Regions from separate parts of the Mus musculus genome. Here region 1 is linked to region 2. Evidence: chromatin loops called from intact Hi-C (ENCODE). Cell type or tissue: gastrocnemius. All regions are shown on one strand. Each heading gives the region's core, and the rest is flanking DNA. Links, peaks and the distances in the headings are about the cores only.

The links. Hi-C counts contacts between places; a loop is a spot of excess contacts. Peaks named below come from ENCODE experiments on the same cell type or tissue, not always from the same donor. Only the 100,000 strongest peaks of a DNase experiment are listed, where the experiment ranks them.
Region 1: it touches region 2 in a loop (2.0-fold over the local background); 2 of 42 quality-filtered maps call a loop at or near these places.

The regions. Positions count from the first base shown.
Region 1 is chr11:119,727,674-119,737,866 of GRCm38, reverse strand. The region is part of intron 4 of Rptor (regulatory associated protein of MTOR, complex 1); the gene reads right to left. Among named protein-coding and RNA genes, the nearest start is that of Rptoros, 100 kb to the left of the region's middle. In gastrocnemius, for the core only: no CTCF peak of the experiment used is centred there; DNase peaks (open chromatin) are centred at 4,085 and 4,742; H3K4me3 peaks cover 719 bases; H3K27ac peaks cover 4,134 bases.
Region 2 is chr11:119,596,450-119,606,642 of GRCm38, reverse strand. Rptor (regulatory associated protein of MTOR, complex 1) reads right to left here and starts at 3,738. Exons shown (of 34, transcript NM_028898.3): 1 at 2,672-3,738. The coding sequence starts at 2,833. In gastrocnemius, for the core only: a CTCF peak has its summit at 6,168 (motif pointing left); DNase peaks (open chromatin) are centred at 2,875, 3,342 and 3,686; H3K4me3 peaks cover 2,484 bases; H3K27ac peaks cover 1,717 bases.

The DNA of each region.
Region 1 (10,193 bases), core at 1,242-9,241, 130 kb before region 2:
TCCAAGTTTGGGCCCAAAACGGAATACTTTTTACAATAGAAAAATCCTATTATTAGACCATAACACAAACACCAAAATAAGCATGGGCTCAATACTAACCAACTGTAAGGAAAATGAAAAGCAGATGAATCCATCTAATAGCTGGAGAAACCAGTGGTGCCCCTACTGGAGTGCAGAAGAGGAACAAGAGACTGTCTAAGGGCGTGCAGCTTGTGCATGGCTTCAAAGTGTCTCTGGGGTATCCACTGATGACCAGAAAGAGACCAAAGCAGCAACTGGCCAAGCCATTAGGTAGCACCACTAGCAACAGTGAACACCATCAGCCAGAACAACCTTCGGTGTCAGTTCTAGCCTACCGTGTCAGTCCCAGGGGCCCATCTCGGGTTCTCACAGGGGGCCACAAGCACACTCACCAATACATGTGCTCGTGGGGCACAGTGCAGCATGTATGTGGTGTGTAGTTGTCAGTCATTAAACTGGCTCGAGCATCACCGCAGATGACACCTCTCCTTATGTGAGAAACATTGAAACCCTCTCTGCTTGCTGTCTGATGTCCTCCCACTCCTCCTCTCCTCCCCTCCCCATCCTCTAGCTCCTCCCATCTCCCCACCCCCAGCTCATGCTATAGTGGTAGCACTTCTTTCTGCTTCTTCCAGGGCAATCTTTTAGCTTCAACATCTGAGTGGGACCATGAGGCTCTGATCCCTCTGTGCCGTTCAGATATCAGGCTGCTCTTTGACACCCTGTGGCCCAGGACAGGGCTTCTGTCTCTGGGCGGTCCCCTCCTCCCTGAACTTTCAGGGAGTTTACTCAGTTCCTGCCGCACATCCGTGACCTCCACCTACCTCATATTAGGACCAACTTACTGCCCAATTTCCAGCAGACCCTAAACACTACTTGTCAACGAGGCTGTCCAATGCCTTGAAAGGGACCACAGTGTTACAGACACTTCTCTACAGCTTTCAACTGGGAAGCACCAGGCTGTCAGAGCTGGGGTTCTACAGCAGCTAGAATGATGCTCCCCTGACTGACACAAGGCAGCAGAGGCTCTCCCTCCCCTAAACATGATAAAGAAGTACCACTGAGTTCAGTCAGCTCACTGTGAGCTTACAGCTGAAGGCAGACCCTTCTCCATCAGTAGGCTCACACCAGCCTTGACCCGATCTTATCTCTCCTGATTCAGCTCGAGACTGTCACATTTCTACAGCATCCGTAAGGTGGAAAATGCCAATTTGCTACAGAAACTGTGAGTGCTACCATCCGCATGCAAAGACAAACATTTCTTAAAACACACAATACTTACTTAAAGAAAATTCCTGGCTCTATAGAAAGCTCTGGTCTGTCTTTCCTTCTTTCTTTTTTTTGAGAACTATTTTGATTTTATTTTTACATGTAAAGGTGTCCTGTCTACACGCACAGCTGTGTGTATGCAGTACTCAGAGTAGAAAAAGGCAGCAGATTCCCCCTGAAAATGGAGTTACAAACCATTGTTAGGTGCTGGGACTCAAACCTTTGTTTTCTGAAAGAGCAGCCCATATTCTTAACCAGTGAGCCATCTCTCTAGCCTCAAAAAGCCCTAATTTCTAAGCAGTACACTCTTGTGTAGTTCCCAAAGCCTGCTTTGGCATGTGCTGGAAACATGAGTTAGACAGCCTACAAATTGCCAGGATGGTGGGCCAGAGTCTAGTTCAGCTGAGACAGTACAGCAAAGCCACCATGGACTGACATAAAATACATGTTCTTTTTTCTATCCTCCTCTTAGACTTTTTTTTTAAACATTCAGCACAAATATAGTGAGAGAAAGATTCTTTATAAAGAGAAGAAAACTAGAAACAATACAGGTGTCAGCAACAGGGAAAAGGATCATTGAGCCATAGAGCATTTCAAGTCGACTCTCAGCCTGACAGAATCAACCGCAACAGAAACACAAACCTGAATAAAAAGGTCAGCTGGACCACTCTTGATAACGCTTATATAAACTCAAAACTACACAAAACACTGTAATCAGTGAGGCAGGGCACCCTTCACTGTAACCAGTGAGGCAGGGAGTTCTTCACTGTAACCAGTGAGGCAGGGAGTTCTTCACTGTAACCAGTGAGGCAGGGAGTTCTTCACTGTAACACTGGGATTTGAGAATAACACAGGGGAACAGCGGATTTGAGACAAGCCGGCAAAATACAAGACCTTGTCTGTGCCAAAATAATTTTCTAAGATCGGAACAATGAGAAATGTGGTTCAAGAGACAGTTTGCTCAGGAAATAAACCTCCGAACACACACACACACACACAGAGAGAGAGAGAGAGAGAGAGAGAGAGAGAGAGAGAGAGAGAGAGAGAGATGGGGAGCAAGTTCACAGGTTTTACCATGCTCAAAGTACTAGAGTTTGGATCTAGAATGTTCCTTGGTCTTGGGCCAGTGGGAGAGTGTGCGGTCCTGAGCTCCTTTTTCATTCCTGGGCATGGATCTCTCTGTCAATGGTCCTGCCATGCTGTATTGGTGTATTCTGGCACAGAACCAAGCAAGCAAGCTGATTGTCTCAGGTGCCTGCCACAGATACAAAGCTAGGACAGTAACTCCCAAGTGTCAGGTGACCTTTTCCTATGTACTGTTCCATGTAAACACATGTTCTACATTCAACACGGCTGGGATTTGCAGCTGTTGTGGCTCTAAGGGAACCAAAGAAGAATTAGAATGTTTCTAACCACATACCCAAGAATTCCAAGAACAATCAATGTTATAATGATCCCATGTGAAATCAGTATTAAATACATAAAACACACCATTACCATGCAGTAGCTATACACCTGGCTAATAAACACTCAAATACCTGGAAACTGAAGCTTGGGACATTCAGAAGGAATGGGAAAGCAAGCTATTTAAGATATGAACAGTGATATCATTCACTTAAAAAACAACAAATCAGGCGTGAAGAATAACAGACCACAGCATCCACAAAGGTCTCACATGACCAAGATACCCAGCAGGAAGGCCAGCAGTGAGGGAAGGGCCAAAGGAGATGGGTGAGGCTGTCAGCTAAGCCCGTGAAGGTGAACCAAACGAGCCAAAACGAGCAGGAAAGGCCACAGCTTCAGACCAGAGAGCAGGATGGGGAACCAACTCGGAAGAGGTGGGGAAAGTGAGGGTCTGCTGAGAGAACATGGGGGAGGGGGCACTGAGGTAGCTTAATCCCACACAGCAGCTACCCAGTTCCTAGACCCCTTCTCATGCAATCAGAAGAATGCTACATCGACTGTTTTACAAATGTTGAATTTTTAGTGGCTCTAGAAACATTTTATTAAAAAGTTCAAAATGTGGGTGAAGGTAACTATACCTTTCAGCACCGAGGAATTTCTTTATAAATTTATAAAGAAAAGAAGTAGCCTAAGGTTTCCAGGCTTTCTCTAAAGAAACAGCATTTTTGCTGATGGCCTTCAACTACTATAAGCAAATGTAAGACGCTAGAAATTCTAAAAAGAGAGGGTCAAGTTCACAGTGAAATGAAGGCTTTTGTCGTTTCCTGGACTCCCCCAAAGTAACAATTTCAACAAACGATATCGGTGAGAATAATGCAATTATGAAAGTCACAATGTTTTCCACCAAGTGCATGTTTTAAAACCTAAACAATCTGCCTTTCAATAGAAGCAGCAGCTGTCTGTTCCATACCAGACAAAGAGGTAGGTAGCATCTAGATACCTGTGAAAAACAAAAACTACATGTGCTGTGTATGTGTGTGCATGTGCTTATATGTGTAGTCATAAGAACAGTATCTGTAAGTTGTTTGTGGAGCTCATGGTTATTTAACCACAAGACAGGTCAGGTAGAAGCAGAGACGACGACTCACAACAGGGCCCATCTTTACTTATGTTCCAAAGACCCACTAGCACCTCCGGGGGCCTTGCTCTGGCTCCCAGACCTCACGCTTTCTTCAGGCCTAGTCATCATAAGCTGGGGACCCAATACCACTTCTCACGCTTCTCACAGGCACACACTCACAGCCCAGGCCAGCAGGTGACATCAGCCCCTTCTTCCTGTCGCTTCATCCCGGTCACGCTCCAGGCCTCAGCTGCTCTGTCCATCTGTCCTCAGTCCATCACCTTGCCCTCCACTGACGGCCTCAACATGCAAGCTCACCTTGGTGGCAGTGTTTAGTATATCACCATTTTTACCTTATGCTGGCTTTCTTGCTGTCTTCTCAAATCCATCTCTCAGGCAACAGAGGGGGAGGGATCCTAGAAGCCACCTGGCCACACTCCTTCCTCCAGCACACCACCTTGTTTTCTGTCCCCTTTAAACCTTAGTGTAGACACAGTCTCCCATCTCCCTCAGTGGAAGGCTCCACTTGGTGCTGACTTGACTCCTGCAGGGGGGGTCCCTGGGAAGGAAGGGAGCTCGCTGCTGGTCCACTCTTAAAGGGTCAGTCCATCTTTCCTGCATCACTTCACTTGTCACTACACAATCAGCAGGTTTCTCTTTAACTTGATTTAAAACAGCACCTAACAGGAAACAATCTAATCTTTACTTTTAGTGTGGTCTCCATGAGGCTTTATCTCCTTATGTCCAGAGCAGTCAAACTCTGAGAGAGATACTGGGTGAGACAGACACTGAAGAGAGCAAGCAGGTCCAGCATTTGAAGGCATTTCTGGCAGAGAAGGGTTTTTCCACTCAGCGAGCCTTTTCCTGTGTTCTACAGAGTCCAGCACGACAGAAGCTATTTTTGATCTTTGCTTGTGCACCCAGCACAGAGCCAAGTGACTTTCTTGCCTGTATAGCTGGACCCACTTCACCTAGAAGAGCAGGCTTCATCTCAGCTTGCCTCTCTTGATGCACTGAGTGTGAGTTTCTCGGCTTTACATTTTAGTTCAGAGCAATTTTAGTCCTTTTATTTGTTTACATTTAGACTGAACCTCAGCCTTCAAAGGCCGGCTCTGCTTACAGCAATGTCACTGTGCTCTGAACCCCCAAGCCGCAGCACCTGTGAAGCCAGTCTCAGATGCAGAAATCTCTTTTGTCTTGTCTTAATTTCCCCCACTTCATTGTCCTGTTGATTTGATTTTTTTTCCATAGATTTACTATTTTCGTATGACTGTCCACCAGAGACAGACTAGTAATTGTCTAGGACTCAGAACACAATGACATTGCTGCCACAGAGAACCAGACACAACACAGAGACCACAGGAAAGCTACAGAGGACTCAGGAGGAGAAGGAGCTGGCTTTGGGTACACTCAAGGATCAGAAAGTCTGTGACTGACAAAATGACACCTGGCTAGGTTAGGGTCAGCCACACCCTCCATGTCCACTTCTACATGCGGGCCACCACAGTGCTACTGTGACTGGGGTTGGAGTAAAGGCTTTGAGTCATGACCTTGCTATGTAGTCCAGCCTGGCCTCAAACTCAATCCTCTTGTTCCAGCTTCCAGAGTAGAGAGTTCACATGTCCAGCCCATGTTCCCCTTTGACTGTGGTTGACACTTGTTGGGTAAATGTTGTAGCACTGTTTAAGATATCAGGGTGGCCAATGACACTGCGCAGATCCTTTCCACTAAAACAGGAAAAACTATGCTCTCCCTGGAGTTTTTCCTTTTGAAAAGTTTAACTATCAATCTTCAGCATTCGCTCTAACTTAGTGACTCCTGGAAAGACAGACGTCAGACATCCAGCAAGGGGGAGATTTGTTTCCCCCTTCCCCTCTGCCCGTTCTGCTGTACTTTCAAACTGATATGAGGTGTGGACACACATCCCCAGGGTTCTTCTGCTCATGGTGCCTGTTAACACAGTCACATGCGTTCTATGTGAATCTGCAGTGAACGAACCACCGTCACCTGGACCAGCCTTCAGTTATAGCTGCACCTCTGTGTAAGGCAGACTTCAATCTGCTTTCTTAATTCAGACATAAACTCACAAAGAAGCAAGGAACCTAAATCAGAACCTGGGCATGTAGAGAGTGATTGGTCTGAGCTTTCCAGTGATAAAAACCATGTCCACTATTACCGAAGACGACAAGCCACAAGTTCAAATATCTACAAAACACATATCTGACACAGGACCAAGGTCTAAAAGGTCCACAGGATTATTAACGCTCAACAAGGAAGGAAGCTTCATCTTCAAGAGGGCAGGTGAGCCGGGATGTGGCTCAGCACACAGGCTGTGCTTCTGCCTAGCAGAGTAAAACAGACCCAAGCAGACACGTTAGCAAGATAGACAGTGGACCAGAGCCAGGATATGAAGATATGCTGAGCACTACTCTGTCACAGGTCAGACTATTAAATTGTAAACTCACTGGCAACAAGACAAGACGACACATTTTTGACACCTTTTGCAGAGTGACTATAGTCCAGAATGCTGATCCTGCCAACACAGGGAGCACTGGTGGAAATGCAAACCACACAGACAGCTCATAACAAAGGTCGGCAATTCTTACAAAGCTAATTACGTTCTGACCATGTGCACCAGCAACCTAAAGAATCCCAAGTCAGAGACATAAAGAGCCACAAGTTCAAGGCCAGCTTGGGCTGTGTGAAAACCTGTCTCAAAATGTGTGAACAGCACTGTTCATAACTGAGGAGAGAATCAGGAGGCTTAATAGTACACGTGGAGACCTAGCTGTCTAGCCGTGGAGAAAGAGCCTTGAGTCCAACTGGCCAGGCAAGCGAGGTCGCTCTGAAAGGATATTTATAGATGACACCAACTACAGTGCATTCTGGGAAAGATAAAGCTAAAAAGAAAAGAAGGGAGGGAAGAAGAAAGGAAGAACATCAGTGGAGAGGCAGTGATTGAGCTCTGAATGACACCAGCGCTGGGGAAGCACATCTGTGAGACACATCGGTGGGAACCAGACTACACAACACCAACAGGAAGGAGCATAAAGCAGGACATGGCTAGCAAGAGCACACCATAATGGCTCATCAATCCTGGCAATTCGAGACAAGAGCCAATCCAGCAGAAGGCTCTAGACTGCTCACTGTCTGTATAGTTAATAAAGCATTCCACAAAAGAAGGCCTACTAATGCCTTTAAAGACTGATCCAAACTGGTCTAACTCACCAACAGAAATGAGTAAGTTAAAACTTCACTTTAAAGCAGCCAGAGTCAAGGAGAACCTGGGGACCAGAATGCTAGCAGCACACACTGAGCGGCGAGTCAGACTAGGGAGTGCGCACAGGAGTGAGCTTGGGCAGATTCTGTGGGATGGCTGGAGCGATGTGTGAGTGTAGGCTCTGTATAAACCAGTCTGTGGAACAGGAGGGTGACACCCCTGGCAATTTAACAATACTGTGTTTAGCTAGAAAACACCCTTGCTCCCAGCATCGTGTAAGGGGCACACTGCTGCACAGAGCACTCACAGCATATGTTATGTGTCACTGTCCTGCCTACCTTTTGAAGGACCTCAAAGATCAAAGCTGGAGTCCTGACAAGACTGATAAAAGGCACACATACCCCTCACTGTAATAACTAAGAAAACAAAGAAGGCCTGTGTGCTCAACTCCAAGAACAATATATACTGCTACCATTCCCTAGACTCACATGGTGGCAAGGGAGGTATTTTGAACAACAGGTATCAACAATTTCAAAACCTTTATTGAAATCTTCAAAAGGTCAGAAAAAAATGAACACCTACTTCTACCCAAGAAAGACCCTAAACCAGCAGTCAGAGACCTCACACAACAGTCTGCCCTGCCCTGGGCAATCCAATGCTTCGAGTCTTATAAATACCACTTGAGAGCCTATGACAAGAAGGAAATTCCCTACTCGTTTTCTCAAGCCACAGAATATTGATTACTTGGAACAGAGAAAAATCCAGGAAAATCTCAACAGGGAACACAGATTTTAAAACAAACAAACAAACAAACAAACAAACAAACAAAACCAGCCAGCCAGCTGAATTAAACCATGTGTGAAACAGACGATACACAGAGATAAATAAGCCATCTCAAGAACAGGTGTGTGGCATTTAATACAGAGTCACAGGATATCATGCCGTCCCTTATAAGTTAAGGGAGAATAGGGATTCTACCATCTTAACAGAAATACATCAAACCAAGGACTTTAGAAAAGTCAACATCTACTCATAATTTTAACATACAAACAAAAACAAGCAGTAACAGATCTAACACACAACGAAACAAAGGCTTTAGAAGGCCAGTACCTCATCATGATTCTCTGATATAAAGCAGGAACAGTTCTTAATTTGATAAATAATTGTTTCCATCCTCCCCCTCCTCACAAAAAGCCTCCTGCAGACTCCACAGGACTGAGTATTCCTCAGGAAGCCACAAAAGAGACAAGGGGGCCCAGTTACTGTTTCCTTCTCTTAAAGGCCAGCAGTGGAAAACAAGAACAACACATACAAGGCACAAGCGAGAAAAGAAGAAACGAAAATGCTCGTCTGCAAATGAGAAGCAACTTTACACCCTGAGGAACTATTAGAATCCACAAGAGTCTGGAGAACGTCCTTCCCGAATACTCAAGTAAGAAAATTAAGAAACTTACACTTTTATCAAGAAAGCTATCATATCCTGACAGGCATTTTAAATGATCACAGTCTAAAAGATCATCTGTAATGATCTTCTAGGATCTGCCTGATCACCTGTAGCCAAAGACACAGCATATTCCAACAAGTACGCCTTTTCTTCTTAAGAACTACTTTTATTCTTACCTGTTTATTTACTTATTTGTGTGTGTGTGTGAGGGGGCAGGGAGGGGGAGAGGGAGAGAGACAGACAGAGACAGAGACAGAATGTATGTATGTCACATGTATGTAGGTGCTGATGCTAAACCCTGATGCTAATGCTACAGGTGATTATGAACCACAATATAGACACTGGGAACTGAACCAGGTCCTCTGGAAGCACAGCAAGTGCTCTAACTGCTGGGCCATCCAGCCCCAAAGTCTTACGGAAACAGATGACTGTATTCAGTAATTTTTCTTTTCTTTTTTTTTTTGGTTTTTGTTTTTGTTTTTGTTTTTTTTTCGAGACAGGGTTTCTCTGTGTAGCCCTGGCTGTCCTGGAACTCACTTTGTAGACCAGGCTGGCCTCAAACTCAGAAATCCACCTGCCTCTGCCTCCTAAATGCTGGGATTAAAGGCGTGCGCCTCCATGCCTGGCTTAGTATTTTCTTATTAGAGCAAAAAGCCAAGATTAACCGAAACATCAAATAAGAAGAACAAAGGGTACCTATGTCTCCTCAAACTAAGACACTGAAAACCAAGACTGCTGATTGGCCCAGGACAGAGATGACTCATGCCAAAGCTGGCATCGATGGGGAGGTAGCAGTGAGCTATGCATACAAACCCTAAATTCTCAACCCAAGATCTAGTTGCAGTCCAGAGTACATTTTCATAGACAACGGTCTTCGTGTGTAAACCTTGCTCCCATTTTAAAGTTGATTAGTTAATAAAAGGCTAGAGCATGTGATTGGGCAGTAGAGAAAGGAAGGCGGGACTTGAGGATTGAGTGAGGTGACTCAGGAGAGATGCCGGAGTAGCAGGGAGAAGACAGAAAGAAGAGGAAGTTACCATGAGGCTGGATGAATCACGAGCCTATGGCCAGGAAAAGTGGACCCTGAGGACAGGCTAATGGAAAAGCAGCCCAGGTGGGCCTCAAACAGCAGGTGACAAGGGGCAAATGGTTTGAATATAGTAGGAACCTGCTCGATTCAGTGTTACAGCTTATAAATTAAGTACTGGGTTTTAGTGTCTTTTATACACATATAAAATAAATAAATAATTTACAGTGAGCTATAAACACAAAAGCAGATTCCATCTCACGCTATATATGAAAAGGGTCCATCACAGGCCTAACTATGGTTGGCTAGGTCAGGTGCAGTTGCCCCTAGAGAGAACACTGAGTGTGACCTGTTCAGCATAAAAACTCCTGTCCTTTAAAGGACACTGCAAACAGAATAGAAAGCAAGTCATAAATTTAGAAAAGACAGCCACAGTTCACAGGATGATGAAGAGTTTCTGTCTAGAATATAAAGAATTCCATCAGGATCAACAGGAGACAACCCAAGAACAGCTGTGTGGCCAGCTGTCAATCACCAGGACTCAGACTCAACAGGTTCCAGAGAAATCTACGATGGAACAAATGGACTTTTTCTAAGTACGGCCAATAGAGTGGAAACAAACAAAAGCATACAGAGAAGTCTATGCAGGGAAGTCCCAGCCAACCGAGAAGAAACACTAGGACCCTGC
Region 2 (10,193 bases), core at 1,239-9,238:
TGCTCTTCCAGAGGTCCTGAGTTCAATTCCCAGCAACCACATGGTGGCTCACAACCATCTGTAATGGGACCTGATGCCCTCTTCTGATGTGTCTGAAGACAGCTACTGTGTACTCACATAAATAAAATAAGTAAATCTTTAAAAGAAAAAGTTAACAACCACAATTGATTGAAAACAAGGGGTGCAAGAACCAGAACCAGGCTGAAGGTGGAACTCGAGGAACTGAGGGTGGGCATGCCCTGTGGGAGGAGGGACTGAGGGTGGGCGTGCCCTGTAGCTGGATGGCAAAAACCTCCTAAGAGCTTGTCAGTCAACTTTGGTGACACAATTTTAGAAACCAGTAACAAGGATACTAGACAGAACACTAATAAGTAATCATAAATAAAATACATTTTAAAACTAAGTTAGTATGCTGGGTGGTAGTGGCTCAAGCCTTCATATCCAAGTACTCAGGAGGCAGAGGCAGAGATAGGTTTCACTGTGTAGACACCTGGATGTCCTGGAACTCACTCTGTAGACCAGATTGGCCTCGAACTCACAGAGATCCACCTGCCTCTGCCTCCCAAGGACTGGAACTAAAGGTGTGTGCCACCATCTATCTCCTGGCAAAAGAAAAAGAAAAAAACACTTTAATAATAAGGCTGGAGATGTAGCTCAGTTTGTAGAGTGTTGCTTAGCGTGCACAAACTCTGAGCTTGATCACTAGGACCATTTAAGAGTGAATTCAGGGGGCTGGAGAGATGGCTCAGCGGCTAAAAGCACTGACTGCTCTTCCAGAAGTCCTGAGTTCAATTCCCAGCAACCACATGGTGGCTCACAACCATCTATAATGGGATCTGATGCCCTCGTCTGGTGTCTCTGAAGAAGCTACAGTGTACTTGTCATATGTATAAAAAAAAAATAAAATCTTAAAAAAAAAAAGAGTAAATTCCATGGTGCACACCTATAATCCTAGCACCTGGGAAGTGGATGCATGAGTTCAGGGTCATTCTGACTACACGCCAAGCTGGCCTGCACTACATAAAACCCTGACTCTAGAAAAGTATTAAACTAAAAGTTCAAAAGATATCCATTAATGTGATTTGAACAGTTTGAGTACAGGTTTAGGTAGCAAAAGAAACCACATTCAAAAGAACAGGAGAGAAAAAAACGTTTAAAATAAGAACTCCACCAAATCGAATGGGGGGGGGGGGGAGTAGAGTTGCTCTAAAACAAATTTATTTTTAGATAAACACTGCAATCAAATTTATTTTTATTTCATTAGTACTAGACATGTCCATAAAACAGACTTTATGCAGTCTCTCTCAGCCATCAGTTTAACTTAGATTGCTTTTATCCTTGTTTAAGACAGGGTTTGCACGTTGTAGTAGGGCTGACCTTGACCTGTGATCCTCCTGCTTCAAGATCCAGAGTGTTGGGATTACAAGAGTGATTTACCTTGCCCAGCATAAAATGCTTTTGACTATACACCAAGCTGGACTGCACTACATAAAACCTTGTCTCAAAAAAAATTTTCACAACTTTAATCTTAGCACTCAGCAGGATGAGGCAGGCAGATCTCTTGAGTTCAAGGCCAGCCTGGTCTACAGAGTTTCGGGACAGGCAGAGATGTTACACAGAGATATCCTGTCTCAAAAAAAAAAAAAAAAAATCAAAAAACAAAAAAATTTATCAATTTTTTGATAAAATTTAGCCAAATCAACAACTGAAACACTGGTCATTGCTAGAACTATGTTGAGGGTTCATCAACATACACCTTTTTAAAACAATCATCTCAAGTAAAAACATACCAAGTATAAACAAATGACACATTATAACACCAATTTCCTCTTTTATACTGAAAAGTTCACACAAATGAAAGAAGCCCAGGAGGAGAAAACAACTAAACACACATACACACACTATGGGTATACACAGACAAGAGACAGTAAACACACATACACACAATATGGGTGTGCACAGACAAGACACAGTACTCCCCTTTTGTTAGACCAGGAACTAACAGCACTACAGCTGGCTGTTTTCTTTGCTACCAACATCTCATGACACTCCACGATCAGAAGAACGGCCAAAAAACTGAACCCAGGTTCCAATCCATCATACCCCATGCTCCCTAATTTCCACTGAGGAAATTTTATCTCCAGGTTACAGTGACCACAAGTCACATACACAGGGAGTCAGCCTCACAGACAAGATGTTCAAAGGACTGGGATGAAACCTGCTGCAACCTTAAAATAACTTTGCCTGAATTTGTTATTGGCTAAACATTTCAAGTCATCTTGTTTTCCAACACACTTTATCAGACATCTGAACTTCAGGCAACCTGGTTATTTGAAAAAAAGCAGACTACAAAAATAGACTAAGCACGTTAACTATTATTTCCCAAGTTGTCTTTTCTCTAAGTGCTACTAAGTGTAGTAAAGGGCATATAAGTATCTGTGAAACTATAGTTCCTAATTTGGTGTTTTTCCCCCCTCTGAATTAAAACTCGTTTTTAACGCTACTCGGTGAGAAGAGACTAGCCAAAACCCGAGTCTGGAATAGCTTTTTGGATTTTAGTGCAACATGTGTCTTCGAAATACCCGCATCCTTCTAAAAAGGCTGTCCTTGCTCAGAACTTTCTTAGTTGGAAAACTACGAACTCAAAAAGGTGCCATGAGAAGCCACTCACCCGATCCTTCATTCTCCAGCTCTGCGCTAAAGATTTGGAGCCTTCGATTTTCTCACAATGTCTTTTCTTCATAAAAGCCAAAGGCAAGTTCCAATCTGTAAGGTCCGCCTCATCTTCCTCCCCGAGTCCCATAAGAGGCGACTGCAGCATCTCCGACTCCATCAGGGGAGGAGGGGGAGGGGGAGTCCTTGGCAGCAGGCGCTCGAGAACCTCCAGCCTTAAAAACTAGTGTGGACCAGAACTGGTAAAATAAAATACGGGAAAACGGGAAGCTGGGAATAGAGACGGCGGCAGAGCGTTCGAAGATCCTTATTGAGGCTAAACCTCGGAGATCTTTATCTCGAACTCTGAGCGCGAAGTTGGAGGGGGCGGGGTGGGTGGCGAGCCCGTGGGTACCCAAGCCCGCAGGACCCGGACGAGCGGCGACACGCGCGCCCGGTCGCCGGCCCCCGCAGCTCTGCAGGCCGTCAGGAGGGCGGCAAGCGGGACTGGCGGAGGCGGGAGAGACTTCAGGCCCGGCGATGACCCGGCTCTCGGCCTCCAACGCCTCAGTGGCTCCCGGCGGGCAGGCCGGCCCGCTCGCAGGGCGGCTTCTCCGACTGTGCTGGCCCGGCTGAGGCCTCAAGGGATCGGGATCGGGGGGCTTCGGGGCTCGCCCAGCGGCTCTCAGCCCTGCGGGTCCCGCACTCGCCTGAGGGGCTGCAACCTGAGCCAGGACCGGCCCATCGTGCCCGTCCGCAGCCGGGCTCCTCAGCCACCGGGCCGCGCGGCCAGGCCCGTGCTGGCCTTCTGCTTCGTGGCTCTCTCCTACCCAGGAACGAGTCCCGATACACACGCGACACGGGCCCGCGGACAGCACAGGGACACTGGGCTTATTAGGTCAGGGGAGTTTTGCCCTCTGCTCTGGAGCCACAGTGAAAACTCCTCTCATCAGCACATCAAGGAGGACGCCATATTGCCAAGGCCCAGCATGCACCGCTATCTACGGCGCGTCCAATAAGCCAAACCTCTTCGAGCGTTCTCACCGCTCTACCCCTGCTAGGGCGTAGAGCTCGGTGTTCCGTCCTCCCTTCCCCCACGCCGTTACCGAGGTTACCACGTCTTTTCTCCTTAGTTGATCTCCACTAGTAAAATAGACCATTTGCGATTGAAACTATGTCCGTTCAGTTATTTTTAAAAGCTTTTTGCTACTACAAACAAAGCTTCGTGCCTTGATATTAAAGAAAGAAACCACTTGGTTTCGTCATGATTTTAAAAGGTGGTATTTTTAAAAAGCCTCAGAAAAGACCATTGATATTAGACACATAAGACTATCGGGACTTTCTTTTGATATTTCCACTTTTAAAAGAGACCGATTTCATCGATTACGAATTTTTTGTCTGATATACTTTATTTCCTGAACAGTATATTCTTATTTTGCTACAGTTTCATGTGCAAACGTCTAAAGCTGCCCACAGAAGCAAGCCTCCCTGCTGTTGACTTCTCTGGTTCAGTTCAGTAAATCTCAGATATTGACACACTCTGAGAACTGCTTTGGTGCAATGGAAATATAAAGTAAATGTAACGAGGTGCCAGCCTTTCGTAACCAGGGTGCGAGTGAGACACTTTTTGGTTTTTTTTGGTTTTTGGTTTTTTGTTTTTTTGTTTTTTGGTTTTTTTTTGTTTTTTTTTTTTTTTTTTTTTTTTTTGGTTTTTCAAGTCAGGGTTTCTCTGTATAGCCCTGACTGTCCTGGAACTCACTTTGTAGACCAGGCTGGCCACCACCGCCCCGGTTAGTGAAACACTCTTAACCTTTAGCTAGAGTTCAGTCAACAACTGAGCCCACCTTCAGCTTTGGTGTTAGGGGAGCCTCTGTTAGTCAATGTTACTAATTTCAAGCTGCATTTTCTCAGTCTTAGGTTCCTGAACCATAAAGTTTGGATAATATTAAAGAATATTACTAAAAGGATAAAAATTTAGCTTGTAAAGATGCCCAGGCCAGCCTAAGCTACAAAATAAGACCCTTTCTTTAAAAAAAAAAAAAAATCCACTTTAAGAGAAGGGTTGAAAGCTGGGCCTGGTATTTAATCCCAGCACTCTGGAGGCAGAGGCAGGAGGATCTCTGTTAGTTGGAGGTCAGCCTGGTCTACAGAGCTAGTAGTTCCAGAACAACCAGAGCTACAGAGAGAAATCCTGCCTTGAAAAACAAACAAACAAGATGTGAAGGCATTGCAAGCCACCACTGAGAGTGAGCTCTGACTGATCCTGGTATGTTTATAAAAAGATAAAGACAGAAAAAATATGTTCTATGGGGGGAGGGGGAGGAATGGGGAAAGGGGGTTCCTCCGTAGACCCATGCTGAGGCATTCCTTCCCCCTGAGAGACCAGCCACATGTATAGAGTAGAGTTTATTCAGGGCATGGGGAGGGGAGTTAAGAGGGTAGTAGAGGCAGAGAAAGGGAGAGAGAAGGATAGAGTAGAGAAGTAGAGGTGAGCCATGGCCTTGAGCACATGGAGAGAGAGGGAAGGGAAGGGAGAGGGGTAGGAGAGAGCAAGAGCAGGAGAGAAGCAAGAGATCAAAAGCAAGAGTAAGAGAGGGATGAAAGGGATAAACAGCCCCTTTTATAGTGGGTCAGGCCTACCTGATTGTTGCCAGGTAAGTGTGGGGTGGAATTTAGACAGAATGCTAACAGGTCCCACAACTCCAATGTAGTCTACTAACTGTAGGCCTTACCACTAAAGCCTGGGTTAATCTGCAGATGTGTTCCTCAGAGTAGATCCAGGGTTGGACACAATGTGACAGTCCCTAACACAACCCTGCTAGCATCTGAGAGTCCAGGCTGCAATCTCAGATCCCTCTCACAAGCATGTGGGAAGTGTTTCCTGCTGTTTAGTTATCACCCCCCAAGAATTCCTGAGGTTACAGTATCACACAGAGCCCATTATCCTCCTAGTCTCAGAGCAGTGCACCAAAATCGAGTGTCCCCATTACCACCAGCCCCTCCCCACCACTACCAGCAGGGGCTTTAGAATTTCTAGAATCTATAGAAGAAATCATAGCACCTCCTGCTTCCACCTTGTCCCAAAGTATCCCTTGACACTTTACTTTGTAGTCCTGATGCCCACTGGTGCCATACACACATGGTGATCCCTCCAACCTTAGGCTGCAGAGAGCTCCCAGAAACTGGAAGGCCAGTGAACCTAGTATAAAAAGACCCTGGAACAAGAATAACAAGAGACCCTGGAATAACAAGAGACCCTGGAACCAAGCTGGAAGGCAAGGACCAATGCCAAGGTTGTCCTCTGACTTCCACATATGTGCTATGACACTTGTATTCATACATGTAAACATTTATACACACATACACAAACAGGCATGCCTATCCAAATTACAAGTTTCAAGCCTGTGAGTGACCCTATATAAAAATGAACAAAATGTGACTGGACCCCTAGCTCATCAGACAAACATATGTAACTCCACCTCCAGGGCATCTGACACCCTCTACTGGCCACTGTGGGTATCTACACACATGTGTATTCACATGTATGTAACACACACAGATGCACACATAAAATAAATCATTTAAAAGGTTGGGCACATCTTTAGGAACAACACCTGAGGTTGACCTCTGGCCTACCCACACACGTAGCACATGTGAGTTTACATACAAAAATAAGGAAGAAGAGGCAGGCATGGTGGTGCATGCCTTTAATTCCATCACTTGGGAGATAGAGGTAGGCAGATCTCTGTGAGTTCAAGGACAGCCTCGTTTTCAAAGTGAGTCCAGGATAGCCAGAGAAAACCTGTCTCAAAAAAAAAAATGAATAAATTTTAAAAAGGTAACAAAGGAGCCCACTGCTCTAGACTCCTGAATCATGGGAGATGATGTAGGAAGACAGATTTGGAATTTGTTTTATTTACTGAGAGAACCCTAATGAGAGATAAAGGTAGTCAGAGCTACGGACAGGAGACAAGACTCTCTCCAAAGTCTCCTCCAATAGCTGAGCTTCATTCCCCCCATGCCCAACACACACACTATACACACATACATACACGTGTGGCGCACACACTGGTACACGTACCACACAAGTACAATACACACCATCCATAAACACACACCACACACACAATCACACAATCAAAACATACCATACACACATACAACACACAATACACATACACACGATACACACGCACACCAAACAAACACAACAAAACACAACACACAGAAGCGGATATTGAGACTTACATATGCAATTCTAGCACTTGCGAGGTGGAGACAGAAGGTTCAGAAGTTTAGAGCCATCCTTGGCTACAGGGAAAAATGGGCTTCATGAGATTCTAGCTCAGAACAACAATACTCAATCAATCAGTAAATAAGTAAATGAATAAATAAATAACATTTAATTTCCCAGGGCACCACTAATTCCTGAAGTTCTGACAAAGCCTCTCCCTGAAGTCTCTATACCTATAACATGCAGACTATGAAGGTGACACTTTGGAACAAATCTGTGACTCGTGGGAAAGCCAGGAAGGACAGGTTGACAGCCCAGTTCCCAACCTGAAAGTTGAAGGATGTGCCAGATTTCTTTCACTTAAAAGAAACACTCTTCCATTGTGTCCTGGACACTTCTATTCAAGTCTCTGACAAACCCTAGGAAACCTCGGGGGCTTTCAGAAGGCAGAGCCTCTGTAGCAAATGACAGGCTGAAGAAAACTAAAGGGTTGACATTTCTGCCAGGACAGTCCATTCTCCACAGCATGTGATCATTTGGCCACTTGGGCCTGTGGTTCCCATTTCAGTATCCTGCCATCATCTATCAGCAGGGACACAGGCTTCCATAAAGCTGCTCACCGAAACCATTTAATAATGAAAACATGTGTTACCCATTTCCAGACATGTGTAAAATCTGGTCTGAGTCAGGCTATGAAATTGGACGTGGAAGCTGAGGACAACCTCCTTCCCCTACAGTCTATTACAGTCTCTGCCTACATGAATAAAGGTGCTTACAAGCTGAGTGCCTCTGAAACCGATTGCTCATGGACAATGTCAGGCTGCAGACTAGCAGGAAGAGAGGAAGGGCTGCTGGGCCCAGCTCTGACCTCAAACTAGAGGAAATACCACTGACCTGCCAGACAAAAGGAGAGGGACCTCATCTCACACGGTGGACCCCATCACCCCTCACCAGCCCTAAAACACTCACTGCCAGGCTGAGGAGACAGTCCAGTCTGGAAGGAGCTTCTCCTATAAGCACGAGAGCCTGTGTTTCAGCCCCAGCAACTCCTGTGTTTTGTTTTGTTTTAAACATGCTGGACAGAGTAGCACATGCCTTTAATCTCACCACTCTCTGTGAGTTCAAGGTCAGCCTGGTCTAGGTAGTGAGTTCCAGGCCTGGCAGTCCTAGGAGTAATGAGACCCTACCTCAAAAAAAAAAATTGTGTGGGAGAGGCATTATATGGTTATAATCCCAGTGCTTAGGATGGTAGAAACAGGCAGATCTCTAGGGCTTGATAGCCAGGCAGCCTAGTTACTGGTCAGTGAGAGATCCTATCAAAAACAAGGCAAATAATACCTGTCCTCTGCCCTCTAGCATCCATACCTTATACACAGAGAGAGACAGAGAGACAAAGACAGATGGACAGGCAGACAGAGACAGACAGACAGACAGACAGAGACAGAGACACAGAGAAAGAAAATCATGTATACACGTGAATACACACACACACACACATCCTTGGAATTTTGACAACCTGATGCCAAAGACATAGTAAAGTGAGGAAGAGTACAAAGACAAGCCCCTGAGAATGTTGGTTGTGCATTATATCAGCCAGCGGGAAGGGGAAGAGGGCGCACAGGACAGGCAGTCTGGGTGAGAGACTCAGACAAACAGCCTTTCCCAGAAAGAACTGCTGTGGCTGTCTTTTCAGCACTTTTTAGCATGGCAGAAGCCTGCTGCAACCGAGAGACCCTTCTCTCAAGTCAGAAGGCCATCCCAACAAAGACACCCTGTGCACAGGACGGCAGGCCAGGCCAAGTCATTCTCCGATATTGCAGATGCTCCAGTAAATCAATCAAGGGCAGAGAATGTGTTTTGTCATCAAGAATCAGGAGCAAGGCTGGAGATCAGGGAAGTCGAGGAGCCCTGGTGCTTCGCTGAGCTCTTGTTTTCCACACCGGAGACTGGCCAGCTCCAGGCCTCTGCAGAGAAATCTGTGCTTAGTTTAGAAGAAACTAAAATAGATACAAGGTAGTTGGTACCTTGATAGGAGGTAATGGTGTCTGATCATCATTACTGTTTTTAGCAGAATCCCAAGCCACCTTCCTCTGCAGGTCAGATGTTTTGTTGACAGAGAAGTGCAAAGAGGAAGGGAAGTGGGTGACAGGCTCTGCATCACCTTCAGTGGAAAACACAGGCCGCTGAGCCCGAGTGTCTGCTTCCCCTCCCTACTGCCCATATTAATACATAAGGGTATTTATGCCTGTGGGTTTTTTTTTTTTTTTACCCTCAATGATGGATCTAGTCCTTTTGATTTTTAAACAGTGACCATGTAGGTCTTGATAAACAGAAATAACTTGATTTTCATTTTTATTGGGGGGGTCACTCTTATCTAGTTTGGGAACTATAGTGAAAAAATGCCTGTTATTGAGAAAACTGTACCTACTAGCCACATTGCTTTGAAGATTTGCTCATAACTGTAACATCACAGAGTCACTGCATTAACAGAGCAAACCGGGCGTGGTGAAGTACACCTATAATCCCAGCACACAGGAGGTGGAAACCGAAGAGTTCCCTTCATCTACATACTGAGTTTGAGACCAGCCTAACTACAAGGTACCTGACTCCAAAAATGTTTTCTTTTGATTTTTTTTTTTTTTTGAGACAAGGTCTCTCTATGTAGTCCTGATTGTCTTGGAACTCATGTAGACTAGGTTAGTCTGGAACTCACAGAGATCCTCAGTCTTCTGAGTGCCAGGATTAAAGCTATGTATCACTACACTCAGATTCAAAATTAATTTTTAAGGAAAGAAGATGGAAGGGAGAAGGAGGGAGGCTGGAAAGTTGTTTGATAGCACTTGCTATACAATCCCGGCATTCACCAAACAAGCTGGGGACCCTGCCAACTCCTGTAAGTCCAGCTCTGAGGGCCCAGGGCCCTCATCGTGAGCACATGCACGTGTGTACATACACTCACAGAGACACAGCTACGCGTGGTTCAGCGAGTAAAGGTGCTGCTTGCTGCTGACCCTGCCAGCCCTCCTTCCTCCTCTAGATCCCTGAAGGTTGAATCGTAAACGTACAATCTATGCCCACTGCAGACACAGCATTAGGAGAAAATAAAAAATGACACAGGCAGGACTGGAGAAATGGCTCAGTGGTTAAGAGCACTGGCTGTTCTTCCAGAGGACCCAGGTTCAATTCCCACATAGCAGTTCACGACTGTCTGCAACCCCTGTTCCAACTTTCTCACACATGTAGGCAAAACACCAATGTACATGAAATCAAAATAAATGAACTGTTTTGTAAATAAATAAATAAATAA